Linked DNA regions of Homo sapiens: region 2 is linked to region 1. Evidence: chromatin loops called from intact Hi-C (ENCODE). Cell type or tissue: heart right ventricle. All regions are shown on one strand. Each heading gives the region's core, and the rest is flanking DNA. Links, peaks and the distances in the headings are about the cores only.

Region 1 (8,339 bases), core at 213-8,212:
GTCACTGCTCTACTCCTTCCCCATTCCACCTTCTCTTCCCCCAAAATAACCATTAAAGGATACATGTTCTTCCTGGCCTTTCTCTGTGTCACACAGAGGTATATGAGCACATAGGTATATCATTTTTGTTGTTCTTATTAACTTGCTTTTTGCACTCAATACATCCTGGATATCCATCCATGGAAGTATAATTAATTCAACCACCTTTTTAATTGGCTTTGTAAAGGGAAAAATGCCCTGTGATTTGTTTAACTCCTCCTTTGTGAATGGATATTTACTTAGTTTCATTTTTTTTTAAGTATATAATGATTAATTTCACTTGCTTTTTCCTGATCAGTTTCAACATTGGGCATATTCTCATGCTATATTGTGATGCTTCCTTTGAAGGCTATTAGGCTCCTGTGGATCCTTTGGAAGGTTGCTGTGGTCATCAGTACACAGTATCAGGCCACCTGGAGTTAATCTGGAACAAAGCAAACTGAGATTCTGGACAATGGAGCAGAACCATCCTTCATTCTCCCCTGGGCATCTCCCTATCTACCCATAGGCTTCCTCTTCCCTCTGTGAACTAACACAGAGGCTTGTGGGACTTAAATCGATAGTTCTCATGGGGCAAGTCATCAAGTTTGGGGAATATCTTAGTCTTCTTTATTCCTCAATTTATGGAAGAGTATTGGGCAACAATCTCTGAGAATTCTCAAAATGGCATTTAAAAAAGAACATGGATTTTAGAGACAGACAAATCTAAATCCTCCGTCTGTTAAATTCCTGATCTTGACCAAAACATTAAACATTTGTGTTAAGGGTGCTCCCAGGATTGCTGCAAGAATTAAATAGAATATTAGATGCTCAATAAATTTAAGAGTTCCTTTCATCTTCTTGTCTCCTTCTGTGTAGTGCCCTTGAATACCTGGGTCTCTCCTTCAACCCAACAAGGCATCAGTGCCAGCCAATATAGTCTTGCCCTCTCCTTGAATCATGGACTGGAGGCTGCTATTTGGTCTCGGTTCAGTCAGCTGATTTCTCTGAAGACTGGGTTTTTGTCCTTGCTCTTCTTTCACCTCATGTTTAGAAAGGAAAGATTTTCTTGAAGGACACTACTCCACCTAATTGTCCCATCCTTGTTTCTCTAAAACTTAAAAGCCTCTGGATTCCAAAGCCTACCTGACATTGGATCAAAATTCCCAAGCTTAGATTTAGACTTGACCTTCTCTTATTCATCATTCCTTTCGTCTCCCCCCACCCCATCATTCAGTCTCCATTTATGTTTCTGTGCCCCCATTCCCTCCAATCTGTGCCCCCATTCCCTCCAATTCCTGTGCTGGTTCTACCATAGCTTTCCTTTGCTAGAACAATGAGGCATTGCCATGCAGTCCATTAGGCTCCCAGAAGTTCACCTGGGCTGACTGTTTATCTTGGTTCTAGTAAATAATGCTGATAAAGAGAAGGAAGTAAAGTTGTCCAAGAGAAAGGTATGTTTCTCTCTCCTCTCTGTCCCTCTTTCTTGCCTATTAGTCACTCATGGTACAGGAAGCTCCCCTTTCTCCCAAATTGGGAAAATTTATCAGTCTATGGAGATAAATCTCTGACAAAGTCAAATAAATCAATGAGCATACAATTGCTTATTATGGGAGCAATGGGCAAGAGCAGAAAACAAAAATAGCCATTAATATTCCTCAGGTCTGAGATCAAGTTAAAACCTTATAGAAACTAATCAAAGCTTTCACCTTTTTATATTTGTACCTGGCTCTGTTATTATTAGAGTTATATATAAGTGCTTTTCTGAAACATATGCAAATATGATTGCCCGAATGGCAGAGGCATAATGTCAAGCATTCTGCTTTCATTAACAAATCTATCAGAACTTGCCCCTTAGCTTTATCACTAAGACCGTTAGTGTCTTTAAGTATTAAATAATCATAATAATAAAGAAGGAAAATGTTGTATATAATTTGCAGAGGTGCTATCTGTATTCATTAGGATATTATTTCAGCTGTTTAAACAGAGACCAAATCACAATAGCTGAAAACTAGATAAAAGGTTATTTCTCTCATTAAAGTTCAATCGATAGGTTCAGCAGGTACACACTGTACTCCACAAGATCACCCAGGGATCAAAGCTCCTTCTATCTTGTTTTGTCATTTCTTACAGTGTTGTTCTTGTCATGGTCTAAACCAGCTTACCCCACTGCCACATTTATCCATCAGCCTATGGGAAAAGGGAAAAAGGATGTGGAAGGTAAGCAGCTTCCTTTTGGGAACATGATCTAGAATTTTGGACGTTATTTCTGCTCACATGCCATTGGCCAGAACTTGATTGTGTGGCCACACCTTGCTAAGAGAAACTGTGAAATGTAATTTCTAATTGAACAGTCATGTGTCCACTTAGACCTCAGGTGGTTCTGTTACCAAACTTCACCGTGCCACATATACAACTTCTATCCTACTTAAAAATATATATTTTAATAATCATTTCCCCATGCTGTTAATAAATCTTCATGAACATCATCTTTAATGACTATGTAATGGTTGTACCTATGAAAGTATTTCCCTGCTGTCAAACATGTAGGTAGTTTCCAGTTGGGGATTTTATACATAGTACTGCAGTTAATATCTGCCATATGAATCTTTATTTGCTTTTCTGGTTATTTCCTTGGTATTTATTCCTACAGGTAAGACTGTTTACTGAAAAGTTATACCAATTAACCTTCTCCTCAGAAGCAAATGAGGGGGCTACATTTTACACCACCATCACTTGCAATAATTTGGTCTTATTTTTTATCTTTGCAAATTTGAACAATTTAAAATTATATCTAATTATAATTTTAAATTTCATTCCTTTAATTATTAGTGCATTTATTACTCATGAATTTTAACATGTTTCTGGTATTTATTAATTATTTGTATTATTTCTCTTAAGAATTCATCTTTGCCCATTTATTATCTTAGCTTTTTTCCAACTGTAGAACAAGATAGTAATAGTACCTGCATAATAGGGTATGGTGAGAATCAAACAAGAAAAGGAATGACAGAAACTTTGTTTCTTCTGGTTTCTTCTGAACAAGTTCTTCAGACTTGGGCTCAGTCTATGTTGTAGCTACAATGGAGTGGTCTGAAGAGCCCTCATCACTCTGCCGCACAACCCCATCTTATTTTCTTCATCGTACTGATGATGATCAAAGATTCTATTTTTCAATGGTTTACTTATTTTTGTCCCTCCCCTTCCCCACTAGAACCAGGCCCTGGTCTCTCTTCTCTACTCATATTTCTTTATCACCAAAACAGCATCTGCCACACAGTAGATGCTCAATTAATATTTTCTAGATAAATAAATAAACCTCCTTCCCTCACTGCCAGAATCTCTTGACCTTGTTAAAAACTTAGGCATAGTCTTCAATTACCTCTTTGACAAAGACAAGATGTGATGCCCCCAACAAACCCTCCCACATTCATGCATACTCACTGACTCATGCTTCTAGGCTCTTCTTGCCTCAGCCCCCATCTGTCACGCTTACAATCCCAATTCAAAGTGCCACCATCAGTTGCTCTCTAACATTCCACTGAACTGCATCACACATCTGGCATGGTTTCTACTAAAACATACAAGTTTCTAATTAGGAGTAGTCTCTAATGTAGTCTCTAATCAAGAATGAAAAGAGAAGGCAAAAAAGAGGAGAAGAACTCTGATCTGGCTGACTATAAAATGTTATCCTCATGCAGAAAGGAATGTGGCTGCCTGACTTTCTGGTTGGAATCTGAGAGCTAGCAACAGGCTGTGTTGGTAACAGAGAGCTTTTTCATATCCTCTGCCAGATGATGTGTACTTTTCCACACCACAGGGTGGAACAAATGGAATCCATGACTGTGCTTCTCAATCCAACACCACTGATGTGGCAGGATTTGGAAATTCTCAAGTCCAGCACGTAGTCTTTCCTGCTTATCAGAGCTTATCCTGCTTATCAGAGCTGCTGCAATTAAAAAATATATACTTGTACATTTTGAGATGGATTTTCATGGGGTGTTAGGAGAGAACAGATGTGGTCCCTCTATCTAGAATAAAAGTCTAGTTAATGTCAAATTTTAAATTTGCTTTATTTAGCATGCAGTAAGAGGTATCGTACATTTTTTTCTTCAATGACTTGTCCTGTTTTACTTTTGTTGCTTCAGAATTAATATGAATAGTTTCAAATGCATTTTAATATTTGAAAATTAATTCCACTTTAATTGGCAACTATTATGGTCTATAGGAATAAACGTTTTTGAGACCTAATAATTAAGGAATTAAATTTTAGAGTCTCTTTGACAAATTAAAAAGCAGGGAGAACATATTAATTGTTTTTGGAACTTAGGTCTGAATACTCCCTAATAAAAATGTGAGCTATCTTTCTGAAGTTCCCATGGAAGGCATACCTCCAGTTCTCTCAATTCCGAAGCCTCTCTCAAACTCTGCTTCTCTTCCTGCACATACTCAGTTCCTTTCTGAATTGAATGGAAGTCCTCTTTGGTAAACCTACTTCAAAAGTATGTTCTGACCACCCTTAACCCCAGATCTTCCCATCTTGAAACAAGGTAAAATACCCTCTTCTCTCATTGTTCTATTTAAAAGTGTCTATAAACTCATGAAAAGACTGCATGTTACTTTAGAGTCACACAAGACACATTTTTTACTGGAGATTCACTGGCAAGGGAATAAGTGGTTGGCCAGATAAATCTTTTCATGTGTCCCATTGTCTCACTATGTCCTAAATGTTCATTCAACGAGGCTGTCTATTGTGGCCAACATTCAGCATGCCTGCAACTAAAGCAGACTTTGTTGTTACTTCAGTCTTTTCCAGATACGGCCTGGGATTTACATCTGGGGAGCAAGGATATAGCAGCCCAAGAATAATTAGATGGGGCAAAATATTTACCCTGATGAATAAGGCACTGACATGGCAAGCAAACCAAAATATCCCCAGTCACAGATACAATGACAAACTCTCTCTCCAAGTCCTCCTGTCCTACTGTTGTTTGAGTGATTATACCTAATTCCATCTCAATTCCTCTCAATGTTCCTCACAAATTGATGACCTAATACTTCATGCCAGGATATTCTTGGTTATACTGGATTTCTAAGGCATTTTAATTATCATTATGCGTTCAGGGATACTGATTTCTACAATACAGAAAATGTTGAAACTTACAAGTCTGTGAAACCAGAACTTACAAAACCTATCTTGTTCTGAGTAGCATTGAAACTGTCAAGGGATAAATTGGTATTTAATAAAATTATCTTTTTATTATTACCATGGGAACTCTCCACAGTACACAAATACAGATGCTGACAAGGAATAAAATACCCAGCACCTCTGGCATATATTAATATAAAGGCAACGTAAAAAGACATACAAATATACAAAATTCTAAAATAACTACTCAGGACAATGTTTAAAAGTTTCCAAGGTTTTCAGTTTAGAAGACCAATTTTTTACAAAGTTCTAGTATGTCAACAAAAGTGGGTATCAGTAAGACCTAGCCCAGTAGCTAATGAATCTGGAAAATTCAATCTAAACAGGACTGTCTTTTTTCCATAGTAATTTAAAAGACATTACATATCAGATGTTCCAAGATTATTCTTCAGAAGAGTTCAGAGAAATGGCTTTGATAATGACAGCTTTGAATGTGGGCAGATCTTCATTTCTAAGAGGAAATCTGAAACTAGGTTGTGGCAGTGACAGTCACAGGATCCTACAAGCAAGGTCACTGTTAGGAAAGTCAGTAGCATGCCATCCTCTCAGCTGATAGGAATGGGGCCTTGGGCCTGAAATACTTCCTTACCAAGAGATAAAGAGTCCTCACGGCCTGTGCTGGACTTGTCGCCTTGGGTGGGAATATCTTTCCCTGTTTCAGACTCAATGTATGCTCCTTTGTTCTGCATAAGCATGTGTGTTATTTGGCACCTGGCCAACCCCATGATTATATCTGTTCCCTGTGGAAAGGGAGTGGCATTCTTCCAATATAGCACAAGAGGGGTGTGTGCAGGCCAATGACCCTGTGCCAGCTGCCAGGAGGGACCCCCTGGCCATGGAGGACCAATACCTACCACTGAAGCTGACCTCACTCCATCTCTTTTCTTTATGAGTGAAGCATTGCTCCATCCAGTACTTCACTGCTTTGGGTTTTCCTTGGAGACTCCAATACCAAGATGCAGTGGGCAGAAGTGCTCCTACTTCTGCTTCTGATAATAGGCAACAGATGCCACTTGCTTGACAGTCATGCTTTAGATGCGGCAAGAGTCCTGCCTCATAAGCACCTTAGAATGAGAATAAGTTGAAAATGCTAAGCTAGCTGCAGTAGCAGATGAGCTTCCAAGTTATCCTGCAGGACTTGTAACATCACATAGACATCACTAAGATGGGTTCATCCAGAGGAGATGTGGAGGGAACACTGAACACTGTTTGTCTTGAAGAAGTTGTAGAAACTCCTAGGAAAAGCAGTGTACTGACCTGGATTTAATTTGTGAACCCAACCCAACGGTGAGCCAACAATGAACTCACTGAGTTGCAATAGGCCATCGAGGCCATGTGATCTAAACATTTGCATCATTATTTCACAGAGGCCAGCCTGCCAAACAGCTGTATCAGAATCCACCTGGGGGAACATTCTTTTTTTTTTTTAAATACTTTAATTTCTGGGATACATGTGCAGAACATGCAGGTTTGTTACATAGGTATACACATGCCATGGTGGTTTGTTGCACCCATCGACCCATCATCTACATAAGGTATTTCTCCTAATGCTACCCCTCCCCTAGCCCCCCACCCCTGACAGGCCCCAGTGTGTGATGTTCCCCTCCCTGTGTCCATGAGTTCTCATTGTTCACCTCCCACTTATGACTGAAAACATGCAGTGTTTGATTTTCTGTTCCTGTGTTAGTTTGCTGAGAATGATGGCTTTCAGCTTCATCCATGACCCTGCAAAGGACATGAAGTCATTCTTTTGTATGGCTGCATAGTATCCATGGTGTATATGTGCCACATTTTCTTTATCCAGTCTATCATTGATGGGCATTTGGGTTCCAAGCCTTTGCTATTGTGAATAGTGCTTCAATAAATATACATGTGCATGTGTCTTTATAGGAGAATGATTTATAATCCTTTAGATACATACCCAGTAATGGGATTGCTGGGTCAAATGGTATTTCTGGTTCTAGACCTTTGCAGAATCGCCAACACATTGTCTTCCACAGTGGTAGAACTAACTTACACTCCCACTAACAGTGTAAAAATGTTCCTATTTCTCCACATCCTCTTCAGCATCTGTTGTTTCCTGACTTTTTAATGATCACCATTCTAACTGGCATGAGACGGTATCTCACTGTGGTTTTGATTTGCATTTCTCTAATGACCAGTGATGATGAGCTTTTTTTCATATGTTTGTTGGCCACATAAATGTCTTTTTTGGGGAAGTGTCTGTTCAGATCCTTCGCCCACTTTTTGATGGGGTTGTTTTTTTCTTGTAAATTTATTTAAGTACTTTGTAGATTCTGGATATCAGCCTTTTGTCGGATGGATTGCAAAAATTTTCTCCCAAACTGTAGGTTGCCTGTTCACATTGATGATAGTTTCTTTTGTGTGCAGAAGCTGTTTAGTTTAATTAGATCCCATTAGTCAATTTTGGCTTTTGTTGTCATTGCTTTTGGTGTTTTAGTCATGAAGTCTTTGCCCATGCCTATATCCTGAATGGTATTGCCTAGGTTTTCTTCTAGAGTTTTTACAGTTTTAAATGTTACATTTATGTCTTTAATCCATCTTGAGTTAATTTTTGTATAAGGTTTAAGGAAGGGGTCCAGTTTCAGTTTTCTGCATATGGCTAGCCAGTTTTCCCAACACCATTTATTAAATAGGGGATTCTTTCCCCATTGCTTGTTTTTCTCAGGTTTGTCAAAGATCAGATGGTTGTAGATGTGTGGTTTTATTTCTGAGGCCTTCATTCTGTTCCATTGGTCTATATATCTGTTTTGGTACCAGTACCATGCTCTTTTGGTTACCATAGCCTCGTAGCATAGTTTGAAGTCAGGTAGCATGATGCCTCCAGCTTTATTCTTTTTGCTTAGGATTGTTCTTTGCTATGCAGGCTGTTTTTTGGTTCCATATGAAAATTAAAGTAGTTTTTTCTTATTCTGTGAAAAAAGTCAATGGTAGCTTGATGGGGTTAGCATTGAATCTATAAATTACTTTGGGCAGTATGGCCATTTTCATGATATTGATTCTTCCTATCCATGAGCATGGAATGTTTTTCCATTTGTTTGTGTCCTCTGTTATTTCACTGAGCAGTGGTTTGTAGCTCTCCTTGAAGAAG
Region 2 (8,339 bases), core at 65-8,064, 290 kb after region 1:
GTCATTCTGCCAGTTGTGTCAACATAATAGTGCCTGGCACGTAGTATGTACTTCATGAATAGTTTTGAATGTTGAATAAATCTTTCAGGGAAGCAATTTTCAACATACACCAAGAGCCTAAAAATGTTTGTATGCTTTGAACCAGCAATTTTATTTCTAGTAATTATCATAGATGTGGTAAAGATTGTGTGTATATGTGAGGCAAGAGGATGGTAAAAAGGCAAGAGTGTAGAGAGCTGTATAGGAGGTGACCTTTAGTTGTATGGGATAAAAGTGAGGAAGGTGTCTAGACTAGACTCCCAGATTTCCGGCTGGATTCAGGACCTGGGCAGATATTGGGGTTGTTTGCTAAGTAGGGGACCCAAAGGAAAAACAGGTGTGGAGGGAAAAGATAATGAGTTGAGGTTTTGACTTACTGAACTTAAGATGACTTTGGGTCATTCTGTTGGACTTTTTCCATAAGAAAACCTATGGGCCTGGAGCTCAGCAGCATGACCTAGTGAAAGATAAGGATTTGGTTATGGAAGTCAGGAGCTGGATGAGATTGCTCCAGAGAGAGTCTGTAGAGTGCAAAGGAGAAGAGAGTGAGGGAAAGAACCCTGGGATTACAGTTTGAGCAAGAGGATCCCAGATAGAAGAAAATAAGTCAGCAGAAGATCTAAGTCAATAGAGGAAAAATATTAAAGATTTAGGGAATGGTCAACAGAGCGAAATGATGCACTCTGAGAATTTGTAATCCAGCTGGGAAGTCATTGCATCTACAGGTGAAAAAGTCAAGTAGGAGAAGAGTTGCCCGTGATTGTACTTAATTAAGTACCCAAGAAGGATATAGATATTATTTAGGGAGTTGAGTGGAGGGAGAGATTGGAATTGACCTGAAGCTTAATAAAGGTGATGGGACTTCACTGTGCCTAAAATGTGGGTAGAATTGAAACTGGAAGAGGTTATTTCAACCAAGGAAATGAAATTTGTTCGAATTCATCCTGATGCCTGAAAATAACTGAAGGTGGATTTCCTATTGGCAGTAGTCAGCAATGTCATCTTTCAACAGTGAAGACAGCATCTGGTTCTCTATGAGTTATAATGTCTCCTGTTAAACAGTATCATATAAAACTGAGTGTGATGTTACCTGACATCACGTGCAAGCTTAATTTCAAGCAACAAAGCAGCAAGGCTTATGTGTAGTAGGTTCATTCCAGAAACACGAGTGAAGATCATGCAGGTTAATTCCAGTGGGAAAAGGCAAGTCTTGGTTATACACCCTCTTAATTTTATAGCAGCTAATTCTAAAATCCTTTTGATTTAAGGAAGCTATTCCTAGTGGTGAAGTTGCAGCTTCCCTGCCCTATCTTTTCCCAGTCCTCTGGTGGCTCAGCTGTGAATATATGGAAGGAGGCAGGAAAAGGAGATTTTCTTGTGCCCTCTCCCAACTCCTCTGCGCCCTTCCCCATCTTCCTGTTCCACCCCATTGGCCTCTTCCTTTTTTGAGAAAACTTGACTTTCCATGTGGCATGGGTAATAACTCTTAATTTACCAAGAGGAGTACCTTGAGGACAGAAACGGTCAGGCGTTACCTTGGGAAATAACCTGTCAAAACCTATCTGTATGCTAGTCTGCGCACAATTCTGTCTTAGTGATTGCTTCTCTGAACCAACACCATATCTGCAAAGAACAAGGTAGAGAATAAGGAAAAGTCACTGGGAAACCAGGCTCAAGTGCTATCCATGTCACTTCCCTAGTGATACGGTATTGTGCAAGCCTCTTAACCTCTGCTAGTCTCAATCCTATCAGCAGAATTGTGACAATCAAGTGAGATAATATTCGTGAAGGTGCTTTATGATTGCAAAGTGCTATTCAAGTGTTGAGCAGCATGGATGGGTTATTATCATAGTTATGAGTATGATATGAAAGCAAAGGGGACCAAGATTTCTCCTCCTAAATCTGTTCTGAAGACCCAGACCTTTCATTCCAACCTTGCATTCAACCAGATTTGCCTAGAACTGCATTTCCTCTGCTCCCTATTTATCTGTGCTGATTTATCTTGGTTCATGTAGTGCTTGATGCAACTGAGTAACACTGAGTTAACCCCATTCTCCTCCCCTCAGTGCATAATTGAATCCCTTGAAATCCACCATTAAAGAAGAAAAATGGAAAAACATTTACTAAGTGCTTCCTCCAGTCCAGGCACTTTCTTTGCCTGAGATCCTTTTCCACAAACCACAGACTGTGCCCACAGAGGAGAAATTAAGAACCCTTTGCAGCTGAGACCAGTGGAAATTGCGTTTCTATTAAAAGCTATCTGTGGCTAGATGTATCCATCCCAGGTACAAAGTTAAATGATGTAATAAACTTATTCAAAGACATAAAGTCATTATATAAAATGCCATTAAATATCTCACACTCAGTGTTAACAAAATACAGCTATAAATTTCCTTTGGTTGTCATTTTGCAAGTTGCTATTTCTCAGTGATTTATGCATTGGCAAGTTCTTCACTATTGAATTTTGCTGCCCAGTCCCGGCAAATGGGATGTCAGGAATGCATGACCCTCTGAGATGCAATGGCTTTCAACCTTCTTGGTATCACCACTCCTGAGTTTGGGAGTACCAAGTTTCTTCTAGGGCTGGTTTCTATCACTGTTTTGTACCTGCTGGTTAAGTATGGTCCTGAGGCTCCGTATTTCACATACTAGAGATCAGAGGTAAGGAGTCCCAACCATCCGAGCCATGGTACAGAATCCAAGGTTGGGAGCAGACACATCTACTCTGAGCTTTGAGACTGGATCATAGCTCTTACATGAAGCTGTACATTTTGGGGTGTTCTTTACTTGCTGGATGAAGGGGTAAAATGAAGAAGAAGCATTGGAAGGAATATAGAGCATTCTATCTAGAAAAGTTCTGTGGTCCCAGTTTTCCTATGGTTATTCACCGAAACCACAGGTCAAAAGGAAATAACATAAGATCCAGATATGTCTCATTGAACTTGCCTAATTCTGTGAACTTGTCAACGTTTTCATTTATCTTTGCAAGCCAAGTTGTAAATCCAGACAGGCCCCATCCTTTTGAGCCTCCACAGATAGAATACTGGCAGAATGGAAATGACTGGCATGTCAGTGATGAGTTTATAGAGAAGCATTTAGGATTTTCCTAGGTCCTGCAGTCAGTGGGTGTTCTTGCTGCAAGTGCGTCAGTCAAACCCAATCAAAAGAAATGTCGGCTTGTTTCCTAGACACTAGACGAGCGGCCTTTCTGCAGTGTGACCTGCCTTCCTCTTACAGGATACTCACCCTGCCGGAGTCTGGTCACTGTGGGTCAGCTGAGCCAGTTTCTGATGCTCCTGCTCTCCTCCTTTCAGGAAACAGCATCCTCCATTCAGCTGCTGACAGCGTGACCAGCGCAGTGCAGAAGGCAAGCCAGGCCTTGAATGAGCGTGGAGAGCGATTAGGCCGAGCAGAGGAGAAGACAGAAGACCTGAAGAACAGCGCCCAGCAGTTTGCAGAAACTGCGCACAAGGTGGGCCAAGAGAGGAGCAGGCTTCTCAGCTCTGGGGTGTTGGGGAGCTACAGTGCCAAGAAACTTTATTTCAGTATTTTCCTGTGATGAGAGATATAAAATTAAGCTATTTCCCCTTTATGTAATTCCCATCTGCTACTTACTAAACACCTGAGTCGTGGAAAATTTCTTCTTGTACCTGGTTTCTTTGGCTCTTTTCTAATGTCCTCAGCCGTATCTCTGACCTTCTGACCTTGGATCTTTAGGAACTATGGACCATCTTTAGTTCCTGCTCAGAAGTTTAGGGCTCAAGTATCGAGGCACAGAACAGGGGGTCGGGGAGAAGAGATCAGGTCTTCGAATATCCCTGCCCCACTTAGCCAACACATGGAGGACGTGAGGCTGCTCGTGCTTGCTTTTCCATCCTGTCCCTTTCTCATCCTGAGTGTAGCAGTGTGTCCTTATCTCTTCACCAGACACAAAGCAAGCCCCAGTCCCAGGGAACTACGCACCTCGGGGCTAGTTTTCCCTCGGAGAGGGGTCGATTGTTATTTCAGGGCCTCAATTCTGGGGCTCTGAGCTTGACCGGACCAGCGCTGAGCTGTCAGCAATACTCCCTGCTGCCCCTGAATCCAGAGAAGGGCATTTCCTGCGTGACTGAGTGCGCACTCTGCACATTCTCATACTCGCTGAGAACTGTGCCTTTTAGAAGGGAAAGGGGCAGTTTTTATTGGCAGCCAGCTATCTAAGGCAGTCACAAACCAAAGGAAAGAGAGGCCCTGTTGGTCAGGTGATAAAGAGGATTTATTACTGTTGTTGTGCTTCAGATCAAAGGGCAGTTTTTTTTCTGGTTAGTGGTTTGAATTTAGCCTTCCAGAAACAACATCTGCTGATGACTTGTGTTGGCATGTCAGGCTTATGATCTGGCCCTTCAAATACACTTTTCAGGTGACCTTTCGGGGAAGAAAATAACTGGCTTTAACAGAAACACCACTTCTGCTGAGGAAACAAGGATGGATAACCTAAAAAGCAATGAGAAGAATATTCCCAGCTGAGTTGCGGTGACCTCTTCTGGAGGCTCACGCTCAGGTCCAGCTGGGGATCCAGCTCTAAGTGGATGACTCCTGCCTTCTCTTCCTGCATCCCCTTTGCACAGCGCTGTCTTGTCATCTCATTCATTCTCTGTCGTGACAGGGTCTTACTGCACTGTTGCCCGTGGGGCCCATTTCGAGTTCCTTCAAGGAGAATTGGCTAGATCTATCTGAAAATGCAGACAGCCCTGCTGGAGGCCAGAGCCTCAGATTGCTGCTGTTGGTGCAGAGGCAGAGAGTGAACTTGGATTGAAGGTCTCCCTAGTTCCTTCCTCCTTTCTCCAGCCTCTGTGACACAGAGATAATGATGACATGGAAATGCTGGCATTACAGCCTCAGCTTCTTTAACAACAACAGCAGCTTCCGTGATTTCAGTGGGAGACGGATAGTGGAAATCTGGGGAAACATTTAAGTTGTTGAGTTGGGTAGAGGAGGCTAAAGGGAATAACTTTATAACAGTCTTCAGTTCTGGGAAGGGTGATGGTACAGGCATTTTTCTTTCATGTCTTCCCACACAGAATAGAGCAATCAATAGTGCACTGATAAAATTCTGCTAAAACAAGAGTTTAGGTTAATGATTAAACCATGAACCAGGTTACCAAGGAAGATTGTAAAATTGCTCTTCCTAAGGTGGCATAGACAATACCTGGATGTCGTCCACGTAGGCGTCCCTCCCAGAGGGGGCTGTACAAACACTGGATTGGATAACCTAACCAGATGGCCTGAATTCTTGGCCCTGGTAGCCCTGTTTCCCTGATACTGTGGCCAAGTTTGCGAGGCAATTGGGAAAGCAATATGGAATAGTAGTTAACATCTTGTGTTTGAATATAGCGCTGTCATTTACCATCTTGGTGACCTTGGGCAAATGCTTAATTTCTCTAAGCCTCAGTTTTCTCATCAGTAGAATAGAGCACTATTCTTTATGAGAATAGTACCTACGTACTAGAGTGTTCAGAGAATTGAATGAGTTCAAAGCTATTAGCACAGTATGTAGCACATATAAATCTAAATTACTATTATTTGTAATCATTTTCATAAATTTTTTTTCTACTGACCCTGCCCTATTCAGTCACATAATGAGCACTGTAGAGGGATTGGAGAATTGATACTGGTGATTGAGGATCCTCAACACAGGGACAGGGAAGGAATGGAGGAGAAGATTTTGTGCCTCCCAAACCCAAAGGGAAAGGGGTGTGGGAGGGCCCTCATGCTAAATGTTGATACTATCTAAACACAGATCAGCCCTTGAAACAGGACCCATCAGGATAGAAACTAATGCGGCCACCAAAGGCAAAGGGGTCTCTGGCTTGACCAGTGGGAAAATTTATGCCTAGCAGTTACCTGCTTTCACTCGGGAGGGGTGAGGCGTGGACAGCTTGTGTTTATTTTGGTTTCCCCTCCCTCAGGTCATCTCGGGGGGAAGAGGAGGGGTTACTAGTGTCTGTTAATGTGTATGAGAGTGAGAGAGTGTCATGGCCAGACTTGCAGTTGTGTGAAACTGGGATGTGTGCCTATGAATCACTGGCACTGGCAGTATTCCTAACAAGCAGATTGACCTCTTTAGATAAGGTGTGGCTATTTTCCCAGGGACCAGGACTCTTGATTTGGACCTGCTAGCATAGGCTGACCATGAAGCTGTCATTTTACTGGACAAGCCACAGCCAGGCCTGCTGGTGAGGGGAGAGTTCAGAGATGGAACCCAAGCATTCTACCCCCTAGACAAGCATGGCTCTGTTGACTCAGAAGGAGTAAGCTGTGCTTACAAGTGGGGGCCAGAACACATGGCAGAGTCCTGAGCTGAAAATGGCAATGCCAGGTGGCAGCTCCTAGAGCTCCCAGTTGAATAAGGGTGCCGAACCCCAGCTGGAGAGTTTGGCACACCTTTGTAGAGTCCAGTAGAAAATAACTTGGCCTTCTAACTTGTTCCAGGACTCCTGCAGTGACCCAGGTGCAAGAGTCAATGGATCACTTTTGCACAACCCTGACTTCAAAATACGCAGGTGCTTGTTGTCTACAGTGCAGATAGAAAATGATCCTTCCGCCCTGCCTTCCTAGACTGACTCCCCCACCTCCACTCTGGTGAGCCTGGTTTGAGGAAATGTGGTCCTTTCTTGAGCTCCGGGCTTCATGCAAAGTTAACCTCAGGAAAGTGCACCACAATCGCAGAAACAGATCTGCTCACTTTCCCTTGCCAAAAAGCACAATGTTGCAGCAGACGCAATGCTTTGACGGCCCCGCCATAGTCAGTGAGTCAGTAGACAAGAGCATTACCCACACTCAGACATCCTCAGATGACATTTCTTGCAGAAAAAAACATTGACTTGCCCTGTTTTGCACTAGCCTACGTGTGTGGGGGAAGAAAGGGCGTGTGGCCTTTCTCTCACTGCGAGGGAATGGCTGCCTCTATCCTTACTACCTAAGGAGCTCAGGTCTGGGTCTTCGGAGCACAGGTCTTATAATATATAATATTATATTATTATAAAATAATACTATTATGTTATAATAGTATTATAAAAAATAAAATACATGATTTTATTATTTATCAACAGTAATATATTGATACTATATCTGCCTGGTATCAGTCATGATTTTATTATAATCATTTTTTAGGTTGAGTAGGTTACATGCATAGCATTGAAAGAGAACTCTTTCCATGAGATATTAAGAACACAAAATATATCAAAAGGAAATTTGAAATTTTAACAACTCTGACACCTAAATTTATCCATTGGCATTTAGCGTTGGAGACTTTTTTATAGACATAAGAGGAGGCTGAGGTGTGGAGCAGCTGTGACTTTAGAGCTCAAGGTCATACAGCAGATTTGCAGCAGCAGGTATCCTGACCTCATTTCATGCAGTGCTCTTTCTGCTCTACCTCCCTGCCTTCCATATTCTAACGCTCCTAATTCCTAGGGAATTTTTAAACAAAAACTAAAATGATACTACTTTCTTAGTCCATTCAAGCTGCTATAACAAAATACCATAAACTGGGTGACTTATATACAACAGAAATTTATTTCTCACAATTCTGGGGGCTGGGAAGTCAAAGATCAAGGTACTGGCAAATCCTGTGTCTGGTGAAGGCCAATTGTTTGATTCATAGATGGCACCTCCTCATCATGTCCTCACATGGTGGAAGCGGTGAGGGGTCTCGCTTCAGCCACTTTATAAGGACACTAATCTCATTCATGAGTGCTCTGCCCTCATGACCTAACTACCTCTCAAAGATTCCACCTTCTAATAGTATCACCTTGGGGGTTAGGTTTCAACATAAGAATTCTGGGGAAACACAAACATTTGGACCATGCCAATACTCAAATAGCAAAATGTCCAGTCTTAACTGTATTTCTGCAAATCTTAGCTGGTCGTGGCCCGGGGGCTCCCCTTAGCTCCATTCCAGATGCACTGTCCTGGTTACCAGGGTCTGGTTTGAACAGCAGCATAATCACTGCTGAAAATTAATAGCTGTGGGTAAATTGGCACAAGCCCATTAGTTGAAAGTTAACAGCTCATTGAATACCAGGACAGCAGCACTGATCAAATATTTATGGTCAGTATTTATTATGCACAACACTTAACCACTCTGTGTTGATGTGATGGTCCATGTTGCTGAATAATGTATAAAAACTAGAAGCAGAGCAAGAAGTAGAGGCCGTAGAGTGATGAGGTTCAGAGTGTGGCCAGGAAGTGGTACAGATCTGAGCTAGAGCCCTGGCTCTGCCATTTGCACCAACCTGGACTATATGTTTCCTGGACTA

What was found. Hi-C counts contacts between places; a loop is a spot of excess contacts. Peaks named below come from ENCODE experiments on the same cell type or tissue, not always from the same donor. Only the 100,000 strongest peaks of a DNase experiment are listed, where the experiment ranks them.
Region 2: a loop joins it to region 1, with 2.9 times the contacts of the local background. A loop is called at or near these places in 6 of 110 quality-filtered maps.

Annotation. Positions count from the first base shown.
Region 1 is chr14:25,106,671-25,115,009 of GRCh38, reverse strand. No RefSeq gene overlaps it. Among named protein-coding and RNA genes, the nearest start is that of LINC02286, 45 kb to the left of the region's middle. In heart right ventricle, for the core only: no CTCF peak of the experiment used is centred there; a DNase peak (open chromatin) is centred at 3,829; H3K4me3 peaks cover 2,040 bases; H3K27ac peaks cover 2,555 bases.
Region 2 is chr14:24,814,209-24,822,547 of GRCh38, reverse strand. STXBP6 (syntaxin binding protein 6) reads left to right here. Exons shown (of 6, transcript NM_001394410.1): 5 at 3,354-3,511. LOC124903293 (a long non-coding RNA gene) reads right to left here and starts at 4,190. Exons shown (of 2, transcript XR_007064089.1): 1 at 3,655-4,190; 2 at 1-3,558. In heart right ventricle, for the core only: a CTCF peak has its summit at 4,561 (motif pointing left); DNase peaks (open chromatin) are centred at 4,630, 5,304 and 6,143; H3K27ac peaks cover 4,440 bases.